3 separate regions of the Homo sapiens genome follow, and regions 2 and 3 are each linked to region 1. A link is a contact called in ENCODE Hi-C or POLR2A ChIA-PET data. All regions are on one chromosome and are shown on one strand. The core of a region is the stretch at or near the end of the contact, and the rest is flanking DNA. Distances in the headings are between cores, read along the strand shown. Region 1 overlaps IPPK (inositol-pentakisphosphate 2-kinase). Region 2 overlaps IARS1 (isoleucyl-tRNA synthetase 1). Region 3 overlaps IARS1 (isoleucyl-tRNA synthetase 1).

What was found. A loop is a pair of places that touch in the nucleus more often than their neighbours do. ChIA-PET counts read pairs that join two places held with the same protein, here RNA polymerase II (POLR2A). Pooled maps may share reads with other maps.
Region 2: a loop to region 1 is called in a map of PC-9, with 4 times the contacts of the local background. The contact joins two enhancer-like sites. A Hi-C loop is called at or near these places in 1 of 168 maps with a recorded cell type or tissue (PC-9), 1 of 37 single-sample maps with no recorded cell type and 4 of 50 pooled maps. POLR2A ChIA-PET finds 5 or more read pairs at or near these places in 2 of 52 experiments (AG04450 and H1).
Region 3: a loop to region 1 is called in a pooled map, with 2.8 times the contacts of the local background. The contact joins two enhancer-like sites. A Hi-C loop is called at or near these places in 2 of 168 maps with a recorded cell type or tissue (endothelial cell of umbilical vein and psoas muscle), 3 of 37 single-sample maps with no recorded cell type and 8 of 50 pooled maps. POLR2A ChIA-PET finds 5 or more read pairs at or near these places in 2 of 52 experiments (A549 and H1).

What each region holds. Positions count from the first base shown.
Region 1 is chr9:92,632,456-92,636,237 of GRCh38, forward strand. It overlaps IPPK (inositol-pentakisphosphate 2-kinase), which reads right to left. Exons shown (of 13, transcript NM_022755.6): 10 at 2,703-2,853; 11 at 1,931-2,033. Among named protein-coding and RNA genes, the nearest start is that of IPPK, 36 kb to the right of the region's middle. Within about 2 kb of position 2,401, at least 10 of the 41 ENCODE cell types and tissues checked have a DNase peak (open chromatin) inside an H3K27ac peak, as active enhancers do.
Region 2 is chr9:92,274,828-92,278,696 of GRCh38, forward strand. IARS1 (isoleucyl-tRNA synthetase 1) reads right to left here. Exons shown (of 34, transcript NM_002161.6): 8 at 3,372-3,459; 9 at 3,036-3,096. Among named protein-coding and RNA genes, the nearest start is that of MIR3651, 16 kb to the right of the region's middle. Within about 2 kb of position 2,009, at least 2 of the 41 ENCODE cell types and tissues checked have a DNase peak (open chromatin) inside an H3K27ac peak, as active enhancers do.
Region 3 is chr9:92,240,266-92,244,395 of GRCh38, forward strand. It overlaps IARS1 (isoleucyl-tRNA synthetase 1), which reads right to left. Exons shown (of 34, transcript NM_002161.6): 28 at 2,951-3,046; 29 at 1,889-2,065; 30 at 591-696. Among named protein-coding and RNA genes, the nearest start is that of MIR3651, 50 kb to the right of the region's middle. Within about 2 kb of position 2,151, at least 4 of the 41 ENCODE cell types and tissues checked have a DNase peak (open chromatin) inside an H3K27ac peak, as active enhancers do.

The DNA of each region.
Region 1 (3,782 bases), core at 1,151-3,650:
AGGTTAAAAGATTAAAGTAAAATTAAAAAGTAATCCATACTTATTTTGTGGAAAACTGAAAAATACAGAAATACATAAAAAGGAAATAAAGTCCTGTTTCTTCTCTTAGGAAAAAACCCGCCACACTGCTGTTTATACCTAAATCAACGTACCCAACTGGCAGACAGCACGAGGCAGGTGCCACTGCTTTCTTCTCACCCCAGGGCTCCACTTGGAACTCTCCTCACCAGGATGACAACTCTGCCCTGGGCCTCTGCTAACATCCCTGTGGCCCTTTGCGTCAGAGCCTCACCTGAGGCTTTACCAGACATCCTCAGTTCTCCTCAAAACAGACAGCTGCAGCCCCAGTTAAAGAAAGCACTGAGGGCTCTCTCCCAAATGTGAGCCACAGACATGTCAACGGGACAGGGCAAGTGGGTCCCAGGGCTCCAGGCAGCGGTGCATGCACATGTGGGGAGGAGCGCCAGCTCGCTCCAGAACAGGTTTCCTCACTGCTTATTGTCCTGTAAAGGCTTTGGCAGCCTAGTAAAGCCTATGGGCCTCTCTCAGAATAACTTTTTTTTTTTTTTTTATGAGATGGAGTCTCGCTCTGTCGCCCAGGCTAGAATGCAGTGGTGCAATCTTGGCTCACTGCAATCTCTGCCTCCCAGGTTCAAGTGATTCTCCTACCTCAGCCTCCCAAGTAGTTGGGACTACAGACGCCTGCCACCACGCCTGCTTAATTTTTTTGTATTTTCAGTAGAGGTGGGGTTTGACCATGTTAGCCAGGATGGTCTCAATCTCCTGACCTCATAATCCACCCGCCTCAGCCTCCCAAAGTGCTGGGTTTACAGGCGTGAGCCACCACACCCGGCCCAGGATAACATTTTAAAATGTGTAATATAAAATACAGGTGGCAGAAATGTAAAATACCAAAAAAAAAAAAAAATGTTTTTTTGAGACGGGGCTTGCTCTGTCACCCAGGCTGGAGCACAGCGGTATGATCACAGTTCCCCGCAGCCTTGACTGCATCCTCCTACCTCAGCTTCCCAAGTGGCTGGGACTCTAGGCACACGCCACTACGTCCAGCTAATTTTTTAATTTTTCTTTTGTAGAGATGGGCGTCTCACTATGTTGACCAGGTTGGCTTCCAACTTTTGGTTTTAAGTAATTCTCCCACCTCAGCCTCCCAAAGTGCTGAGCCAAAATATTTTTAAAAACAAATGTATTCCGTAGTAATATGTAACATTTAATGCAGTGATGAATAAACCACATCTCAAAGTGTCTGCAGTTACAGTGTGAGACGGAAAGTCTGTTTTTTTATTCTCTTAGTGGCAAACTCCTGGGTCCTGATGAACCCACAGGCTCATTGCCACATTCGTAATGGAAAGAAATGCTAAATTCCAGGTACAGCTTAGTGAAAATGAAGATGCCATTTTTTTCCTATCCAAGCTCATGGAGCCCTGAATTTCACAGACCCAGGAAGTACAGGGCCAGTCCTCTTCCCTAAGAGACTCCTGCAGGCTGTCCCTTGGCCTCGGTTCTAAGGGAAGGAAGCCGCCCGCATACAGCCAGGGGCAGGGCAGAGGCACAGGTGGGGTCCCAGGACCCTGGCAAGGGCCTTGTAGCAAGGGACAGTTGGCAGAGAGCCTGTTGTGGGCTGCTGAGAAGGCATGCAGATGGGTTGCAGATCGGCCGCCCCTGGGGCCTGACCCCACCAGGAACGGGCCAGGGCAGAACTCAACCAAGGGAAATTCCCCTTAAAACCTCAATGCACCACCACCTGCCCCAGTTCATCTGGGAGAAACTTCAGCCACTTCTTTTTGATCCCAAGTTTTCTGCTTTAAACCTCAGGGGTAGGTAATGGAAAAAAAAATACAAAAAACAAAAAAACAGATTAGTGCTAAGAAGCTAAGGATCACACAGCAAGTTTTTGGATGGGTCTGCCCACCTTCGTTAGCGCGAAGGCCACTGTCCCGTCATCCTCAGTGGAAAGGTCAAGCAGCTTCTGGTAAAATGCTTCATCATAAGGCCCATCTATTTGTAAGGTTTTTCTGAAGAAGAAAGCACAATAAAAACAGGATGACAAAGCCGCACGGAGGTTGTTTCTTAAACTGCTAACAGTCTACAAAGCCCAGCACCACTAAACATCACACATTTTGTTTTGAAAAACACATAACAGATCTATCTCCCTCATGTTAAACATCAAGGTTTTTAACAGAACTCAGCAAGACCAGAACCAGCGAGCCTTGAAGCTGAGCCTTCTCCTGTTCATGACAAGTAGCATCCTGCGTCAGAGATGCAAGGAAGACCAGCGAGGAAGGAAGAGGATCCTGGCCCCGACTGGACACCGCGGGTGTGGACCCCAATGACCCGCAGTGAAAGCCCAGGACAGAGGCTGGGCTGACACAGAACGACCTGCAGGAGCGCTGCTCAGCTGTGGAGCAACACTGCCCTCTGCAGGCTCAGCCCCATCTTGGGGTTTCGAATTAGCAAGGTCACAGACGTGCTTTCTTTTCTAGAAACAAGTGACCCTGTTCCTCCTTTACAAGGCACTACATTCCAGAGCAGGCCTGGGCACCTGGGAGCGGAGGACTGGGGTAGGAAGTGGCCGGCATGCTTCATCCTCCTGGGAAGCTGTGCCTTGGGAGGCGCATTCTTACCCTGCCCACTCCCACAGTCTCCTCTCAGGGCTGCCCAACAGGGGGACCGCCCGACCTCACCTCTCCTCGGGAAACTCTTCCAGGTATCGCTCAACCCGGTTGTACAGAGGGTAGAGGCCTTCGATGTCCAGCAGGTCCAACATCTGCACCTGGAGGGTTTTGTACAGAAGACAGCCCTTCGGTAACCCCGAGCGCTCTGGGGTGTTTTTTCCTACCGAGAACATCAGGGGAAAACGAGAGCATGTTGATTATCAAAGAACGTGGAGGGAGACACAGGCCGGCGCAGACCGCAGGGCTCATCCTGGGCTCCGCCATACGGGCATCACCACAGGCAAGGACTGCACCCTGGACTGGCACTAAGGACAGACGAGATGACGCTCCCGCCTCACAGAGCTGCTGGAGCTGCAGCGTGCCTGGACCACACTGGATGCACCAGGCCAAGCACAAAGGAGGGAGCAAGAAATGCACATGTCCTGCCTCGTGGCTCTCCTCTCCCAACACAACTCTCAGAATGTCCTTTAGATTCCACCACAACAGCCCTGGAAGTCACTTTATGATCTAAGTTTAGACATAATCCTCATTTTAAGTCAGGTCACAAAATTTCTTCTTTTTCTTTTCTTTTTTTTTTTTGAGACAGAGTCTTGCTCTCTGTGGCCCAGCCTGGAGTGCAGTGGCGTGATCTCGACTCATTGCAACTGCAAGGCAAGGAATTTCTAAGATCCTGCTGACATCCTAAATCTGCAAGACCACTAAAGGAGGAAAACCCTGGGACACTGTCTGCAGAGTCCAGAGCCATGAGCCCACACTGAGAGGCAGGTAAGACCTGGGCTGGCGACAGGCACGAGCTCAGAACCAGCCACACAGAGCCACAGACAGGGGTCAAAGCCACTGACAAGGACCTGTTATATCATAGGGACAGAGGCAGAAACAAAACTCCACTTGCCACTCACAGTTGTTTGGCACCTGTGCTGTACAGGGTGCCAAGTGAGCTTGGGAGGTACCAAGTCCCAGATCATCTCCTGCCACTGAAGGGAGCAACCATCTCCCACAAAGAACCAAACTACAGGCAAAGACACAGTAAGAAAGGTGTCCATGCAGGGGGAAAACTGTAGTCAGCTGCAGATTTCACTAGGACCCGGC
Region 2 (3,869 bases), core at 759-3,258, 360 kb before region 1:
CAGTTTAGGATACAGTCTCAGAAAGCATGCTCCCTAAATTGTTCACTTCCTGGTACATTTTCAATCACTGCATATGTTTTGCTTCTCTTTCTCCTTTCAACTCAGCTCAAGTTATTCAGTCATAAAGGCAAATCTTGAAAGGAACAGGTGGGAGCCACGAGTAGTAAGTTCTACTTACAGGTACTCCACCACCTTAATACTCAGGGGAAATGTGTTCAATTTCATTTTCTTTGCAACAGCAATATCATCATGTTAATACATATAATGCTAACAGACCTACTCTACTTTCATCTTTTTACATTTCTTTCCACAAACCCTTGTTTCTGCCAAACTGGCCCTTTGATGTCCTTCCTTTTTGCATTGGTAAAAAGTACTTTCACAAGTGATTTTCACATTTAACTCCTATAATTCTGTGAACAAGCTATTAGTAGTCCCATGTCTTAAAAATATTCTGGCTGTATTTGCATTTCACAGATGAGCAAGCTCAGAACAAAGATTAAACTTAGTCTTATCCAAATCACACAACCAGCAATGATGAAGCCAGGACATGGAACAGGTCTTCTGGTTGCAAATACAATGTTATTTTCAATTACATCACAGCACTCGGTTTCTTTGGAACTTAAAACTAAACTTGAAAAATAACCATAAAATTTTAATTGTTGTAACCTAAATCACCTTGAAACATTTTAGAAGTTATAGTATGATAGGTGCTAAAACTTCGATAGTTTAAACAGAAAGACAGAATACATGGGTCCTTAGAATTACATGTATACTTAGTTACATGTTCTATACTTAGAAGCAGTATAGACAAAGTCACTGCATCTTGTCTCTCAGGGTCTACTTTGGGCCTACCCAGGCCATGGCTGGGCTGCTTCCACCCAGGTCAGTAGATACCAACCACCAGGAGCAGCAGTGCTGCTCCATAGGCAGTGTCCGCTGACTCAGCTTCCCTCGATATTTCACAACAGGTATATTTCAGTGAACATCAGATGATTCCGTCCTGGGTCAAACGATTTATAGTACTTGCCTAAAGTCACCGAAGGTTTCAGGTAGTTTAAGAAGCTTATTTAATGAGTAGGTGTTATTCAACTTAATACCTACCAAGTGCATATTCCAGACAGACCTCTACTTAACCTAAAGTTCCTGTCTAGTGTATCCATGTGCATTCTTTCAGGGGGTTGAGTTTTTGGGTTCTCAATAGGTTTTGTGATTCAGAAAGGTGAGAGTCACTGATCCAGTGGAAGAGATTTCAGATAATAAAAAAAATACAACATAAAACAAAGTATGTTAAGCTATATGATAGGAGAATGGAATGAAGTAATGACATTTTTCCAAGGGAGAAACCAAAGATGCATTTCAGAAAACTTTCAGAGGACATCTGAGTTCAGACCTGAAGGGTGAGTTAACTCAGCAGATATCAACATAAGAAAAAAATAAAGACTTTTAAGACAGTAGGAAAACTTAATTAAAGAAAGGCAGGGAAGCAGGAAAGGGAAGAGCCAGTTTGACTGAATAAAGGATATGTCTAAAGTAATGTGGGAGGATGTGGTCAGGAAGCAGCTCTGCCACATACCGACTGGGGAGGGCACGTCCTAATTGCTGGTAAATAACTAACGCCTGTAGGGAGGAATGGGATGAGGGCAGAACATATGGAAATCCACTGGGCAGCAACGTGGGAGGAGGAAGAAGGCTATCAAGTAGGCAACGAGAAATGTGGGAAAACACTCAAGAGGCACAAAAGTGAAAAGGCAGGTAACAGACACACCATGGATAGGGCCCAAACCACAGAGGTCTCCTTAATCAACCAGACTCTCCCCACACGGAACAGAAACAACTGAGGGTTCAGCGAACATTTTTTTCTGGGATGGGACGTAAGTGATATGTCCAGTTGATTATTATTTCCACATAAGGCCAGGTCTGCTCATTATCTCATTTCAAGACCTTTAAATAAGGACGGAGAAATTCCTCTTTGACACTATTCTTTCGGTGAGAGAGTGTGGGAGTGGGGACAGCAGGGTTTGCAACTGTAGCTGTGGATTCTCCACTGTCAGAAAATAAAACCACATAAAACAACTTTATGACTCTGAAGAAACTAAGGTGCTAAATGTATGAGCTCTGTCGTGGTGCCTAGATTTAAAACACCTGCCTCATTAACCTCCTTGAAATAAAATTGTGTTTACCTTTCCACATGATGTTTTACTGTGATTACTATCTTAACTTTGTCAAAACAAACAAACAAACAAAAACCTCAATAAATACCCTGGGTGATATGTAGACTACATGCAATAAAAATATACACCTAAAAATCCAATCAAATGTAAAATGATTCCTCATACAATTTGAGAAAAATATTCAAATAAAAAATCCCAGCTTGGCCAGGCACGGTGGCTCACAAGGTCAGGAGTTCAAAACCAGCCTGGCCAAGATGGTGAAACCCCATCTCTACTAAAAAGTACAAAAATTACAGCATGCCTGTAATCCCAGCTGCTCGGGAGGCTGAGGCAGGAGAATTGCTTGAACCTGGGGGGCAGAGGTTGCAGTCAGCCAAGATCGCGCTATTGCACGATATTTGCACTCCATCTCAAAAACAACAACAACAAAAAATCCCAGCCAGGTGCAGTGGCTCATGCTTGCAATTCCAGGAGTTCAAGACCAGCCTGGGCAGCATAGCGAGATTCTGTCTCTACAAAAAACTAAAAACTTAGCCCGGTGTGGTGCTGTGTGCCAGTAGTCCCAGCTACTCGGGATGGGGCAGGGGAATCACTTGAGCCCAAGAGGTCGAGGTTGCAGTGAGCTGTGATTGTGCCACTGCACTCCAGCCTGGGGGACAGAGGAAACCCTGTTTTTAAAAAAAAAAAAAAAAATCCTCTAAGACAAGAAAGCTACACAAACAATTTAATTTTGTTGGTACTAAAGCAGACTTTCTGGATTCAGGTACACTCATAAAAGTAATGTCAATTCCACTTCTCACAACACCCCAGCTATCAAATAATCAGATTGTGGAGAGCGCCCACAGTAGCGGTCCCTAAGCTTACCTTCAGGAAATAGTCAAACAGGGGCCTGTACTTCTTGCCTTTAAGATAGGCACCAGGAAATCTAGAAAAGGAGAAAGGCAAACTCACAATTAGATTAAAATCAAATATGAGGCTGCAGCCACATCAAGCTACCACTCCCCTCTGGTTTACTGGCTTCTTAGCCCTAGCCATTCATGCTGTAATGTGTGACTGCAAAGTACTTAGTATAGTATTAGTACTTAAAACTAAATTTGAATAATGCAAGCTTTTGGATAACAAAGTTTATTTCTTTTTAAAACTAAAGACACACATACAGACACATGCACACAAACACAGAGCAACTATTTGAATATTCACCTTTCAAGGATCTCATAGTCACTCTCCAATTTATAGAGGGCTGACAATCTGGCTTCCATTAAAATGAGTAATCGTCCTCTGGCAACATCTACGAGAAAAAGGAAAAACATGGACTTGGGTTATATTCTGAACTTGGCTGATTCCAAAGACATGCATCAAGCATACTTTTGTCCTGAGGAGCTCCTGTACCATGTGCCTCTACTGTACCCAGTACTCACAGAGAAATACTGCAAAGAACACTATGGTATACTGCTTCCCAAACATGAAAATGACAAAAACATCAAATGCACTTAGGCAGTTGGTAGTTATTATTTATCGCTCAGATATCCATTTTAAGTAAATCTTTATTTTTTCCTTCATAAGGTAAACATGTCAATGTTTAAAAATAACATTGACAAAGTAGCTCACAAATTAAGTGCCACATATCACCCCCTCTCAGACATTCTCATTTGGGTGTCTATGGATCCGGATATTTTTCTATGTATATACAAACAAACA
Region 3 (4,130 bases), core at 901-3,400, 390 kb before region 1:
TTTCTTTTTTTTTTTGGTGAGACAGTCTTGCTTTGTCACCCAGGCTGGAGTGCAATGGTGCAATCTCAGCTCACTGCAACCTCCACCTCCCGGGTTCAAGAAATTCTCATGCCTCAGCCTCCTGAGTAGCTGGGATTATAGGTACCTGCCACCATGCCTGGCTAATTTTGGTATTTTTAGTAGAGACAGGGTTTCACCATGTTTATCAGGTCTTGAACTCCTGACCTCAAGTAATCCACCAGCCTCCGCCTTCCAAAGTGCTGGGATTACAGGTGTGAGCTACCATGCCTGGCCCTTTTTTTTTTTTTAATTGAGGCAGGATCTTATTATGTTGGCAAGGTTAGTCTTGAACTCTTGGCCTCAAGCAATCCTCTCACCTTGGCTTCCAAAAGTGGTAGATTTCAGGAATGATCCACTGCATCTCGCCTAGTGAATTCATTTTGATGACAAGAAGAAAAAGTTATCTATTAAACATGATTAAATAATTATTCCAATTCTCTTAAAAACATCCATAAGTTTTTTTGGTTGTTTTTTCACATCCATAAGTATAACTAAAAAAAAGTCACACAAATCATGGAATTTACTCTTACCTTGTTCACTGCCATTTGCACAAATGTTAAGATTGACATATGCACAAGCAGGACCAGGAAGGGAAGATCCTCTGGTGAGTGTAATTTCCAGTTCAGATCCCTTCAACTGAGCACATGAGAACGTATGACTGAGTAACTGTGGCACCTGACTGCAATGTGCCACACCATCGTGTAACACAGTGACTTCTCAGTAACAACAAGAGCTGTACACAATTGATAACATATTCAATCTCATTACTCAAAGTATCAAAAGCTACAATTTATATCCCATTTTTCTTCTCTTCTTATCCTGGTTTCTTAAAAATATATGCTCACTTAAAAAAAGTCAAATAATTACACAATATGCAAAATACAAAATGAAACTACACTGCAACTCGCCTCACTGAAAAAATAAACAGCCATCATCAGCCCCTCCTTGTCTTGTCCTACTTGTCTCATAGAATGAGACCGGAGCAAATGATTAAGCAAGTGACTGAGGTATATTTTAAATGATCAACTTTTTTTTTTTGAGACAGGGTCTTGCTCTGTCGCCCAGGATCGAGTGCAGTGATGCAATCTCGGCTCACTGCAACCTCCACCTCCTGTGTTCAAGCGATTCTTCTGCCTCAGCCTCCCGAGTAGCTGGGATTACAGGCGTGTACCACCATGCCCAGCTAATTTTCGTATTTTTAGTAGAGATGGGGTTTCACCAGCCCAGGCTGGTCTCGCACTCTTGACCTCAAGCGATCTGCTCGCCTTGGCCTCCCAAAGTGCTGGGATTACAGGTGTGAGCCACTGTGCCCAGTCTAAATGATCTACTTCTAAGTTATAAGCCAATATCTTCCCTACCTTAATATCATACTTTCATAAGTATATCTAAAATTCCTAGATGTAACAACAGAAATGCTATTGTAATCTTTCTTTTTTTGTACTGTACTTTTATGGAGAACCCACTACCAGAAGAGTTAAATGTTTTTCAAGCCAATTGCTATTTACTTTTAATGATAATTACCAGAATCCACACACTGCCTTTTCTAGTTTTAGAAAAAACAGGCCATTTTATTTCCGGGCAAAGCTCATGTACCCTCCTGGCTACCTTCCTCAAGAGAACTGTTGTGAAAACAGTTCCATCTTCCCTCCCTGCTCCATCTTTTCTGAGCTTCCACTCTCTGACTCTACCCACTACTGTCCAGAGCAATACTTCAAGACAGAGTGCTGTGCCGATCTCTACTGTGGGACAGAATATCAACACGTGAGTACACAAAGTCAAACCTAATCTGAAACCCTTTAGTAGTAGTTCAGTGGAACTCAGGACTCACCTGTGTTTTTTCTTGAATAAGGACTTTATCCGATGGAGAAACTGGATATGGTTTCAAGGGAGCCTTTATGGTGGTAAATATGAACTCTGTGTGGCTTTCAATAACACTATTCAGATATGTTCCTTCAGACTTTGCTTTATAGTACACTGTGATTTCATCAGTTGGAACCAGATTGCACTGAAAACACACACAGAAAAATTTAAAAGGGAAGTACATTCTATTAATCAGAACTGAAGGAAGGTACTGTTGAACAAGGGCTACAGATCCCATGCTGAATCATCACAGAAGGGCAGTCACCCTTCCCTCCCTGCTGGGTGATCCGTAAGACTAACTGCACTCAGTACATGATTAACTTTGTGTCTTTTTCACCACTCTTTGGGGGATAGGGCATGTTTCTTTTCCTAGAACAATCAGTACCTCATGAATGTTGAAACCAAGAAATTACTTAGAACCCACTTACAAAGCTCTGAACTGATTCAGAGGTCACAAGCACCCACTCATCTGCTGGAACAGCCTCCTCAGACCTTGAACCGTCTGGGAAGAAAGATGTATGTTAGCTGTCACTGCCCTCTACAGGGCAAGAAATTCCTGATTCTCTCACTAGCAGGGGCTTTGCAGCCCCTCTGCGCTCCAGGATGAGCTCCCTGCATATTCCTCAGCTCTCTAATAAGGAAAAACTACCCAACTCTGTCCAAATCCGGGAATCTCCCCTAAGCTAGAAGCCTGTCTATGCTGACTGCACCTCTGCCCTTCTGCAAAGACACTATCAGCTCTGATTACCTTCTGCTCCAGTCACAGGGGATATTCTGTAGAAGCCCAACGGAGCTAAAAAAAAGGATGGGAAAAGGCACAGGCTGGCTGAAAGCTACGACTTGGGAGTGAACACGTGGGGAGAGGAAGAGGAGTGACTTTTCTGCAGAATACATTCCAAATGGACTATGGATTAGTGATTGTTATGCATTGATCACTATGGTTTATATTACCTGCCTCTCCTATCTTCTCCAAACAACCAAAACAAACAAAAAGCCAAAACAGTAGCTTATTCTTAACTGACAAACTAACCTTTTTGCGAAGTTTCTGTATGCGATTGATGACTTCCCGAGCCATTCCTTCATCTACCATTGACTGGTCAGGAGTGACATCTAAGAGGACCAAAGCCTGTGGGAATGAACAGTGCACACCATGACAATCAAATAAGGAGAAACACTTCTTCCCAACTCAGCAAAATGTTATTTAAATCTGGAGAGTCTATAATGCAGCACTATTTTTTCACACAAATGAGCAAAAGCAATAAAATTAATCTAGTTTATCATTCAGGTACTTCTTCATAATCAGCTAGTCCTCTGTCTCTGGAGAAAGGTGTGCAGGTTTTTGTTTCTTGTTTTTTTGTAGGGTGCTGCTCACAGGAGATGCCCTGGGACCACCTCTTATCAGAGTCCCTCACATGACTCTGCTTTTTGGCCATCTAAGAAGTAATATCAACTCTTCTAATAAGTAAGATCAATAATCATGAAGCCCTTGGAGCAGCACAGCTTTTCAGGCCACAACAAGTGGATCAACGGCCTCAGCGCAGTCAACTCCAAGTGACTTTCCTATACCATGACCCCTGTGATCTTCAGGTTTGTCAGAACGACTCAAGACAAATTCTACAATGGACCACAAAACTTTCTGTGACTTAAACTGCCATATTTTTGCTAAGGTTAATGTTTCTATCTCATCTATTCTGAAGGTTGCTGATTATGATGTAGCAATAATGACACTATCGCTTCTGTTACACAGCATGTTGCAGAGTAAAATATACTCTACAAAAGACTTGTACATTAGGCATCATCTCATTTACCTTTGAGTAAACAGAGAAGTTAAGAAATGACTCACTTCATAAAGGCATCAGAGGTAGTGAAATGCATGATAAACTCAAAATTCCAGTCAGTGCAGGGCCACTACAACATGTAAGCCATGTCAAGAAACTCAGAAGCATCACATGACACTTTTGTAAGGTGGACAACTTTTCAGGCCCCTAACATCTGCTGTAATGAGGAAGAACTGCCCACTGTCAGTGTTTAGAAACCTCCTCCCTGCCTTCTTTCCCAGCTACGATACCTCCGACTCCTTGCCACTGTCTTCCCACGTAGAGTTCTGTACACATCTAACTTAAGCGCCTGGGTAAAGGACTGAGGAGGTCGACCTTCCTTTCATGGAGGTGCTGCTCTACCTTCCCCTGCACATGGTATGCTAAGCACAG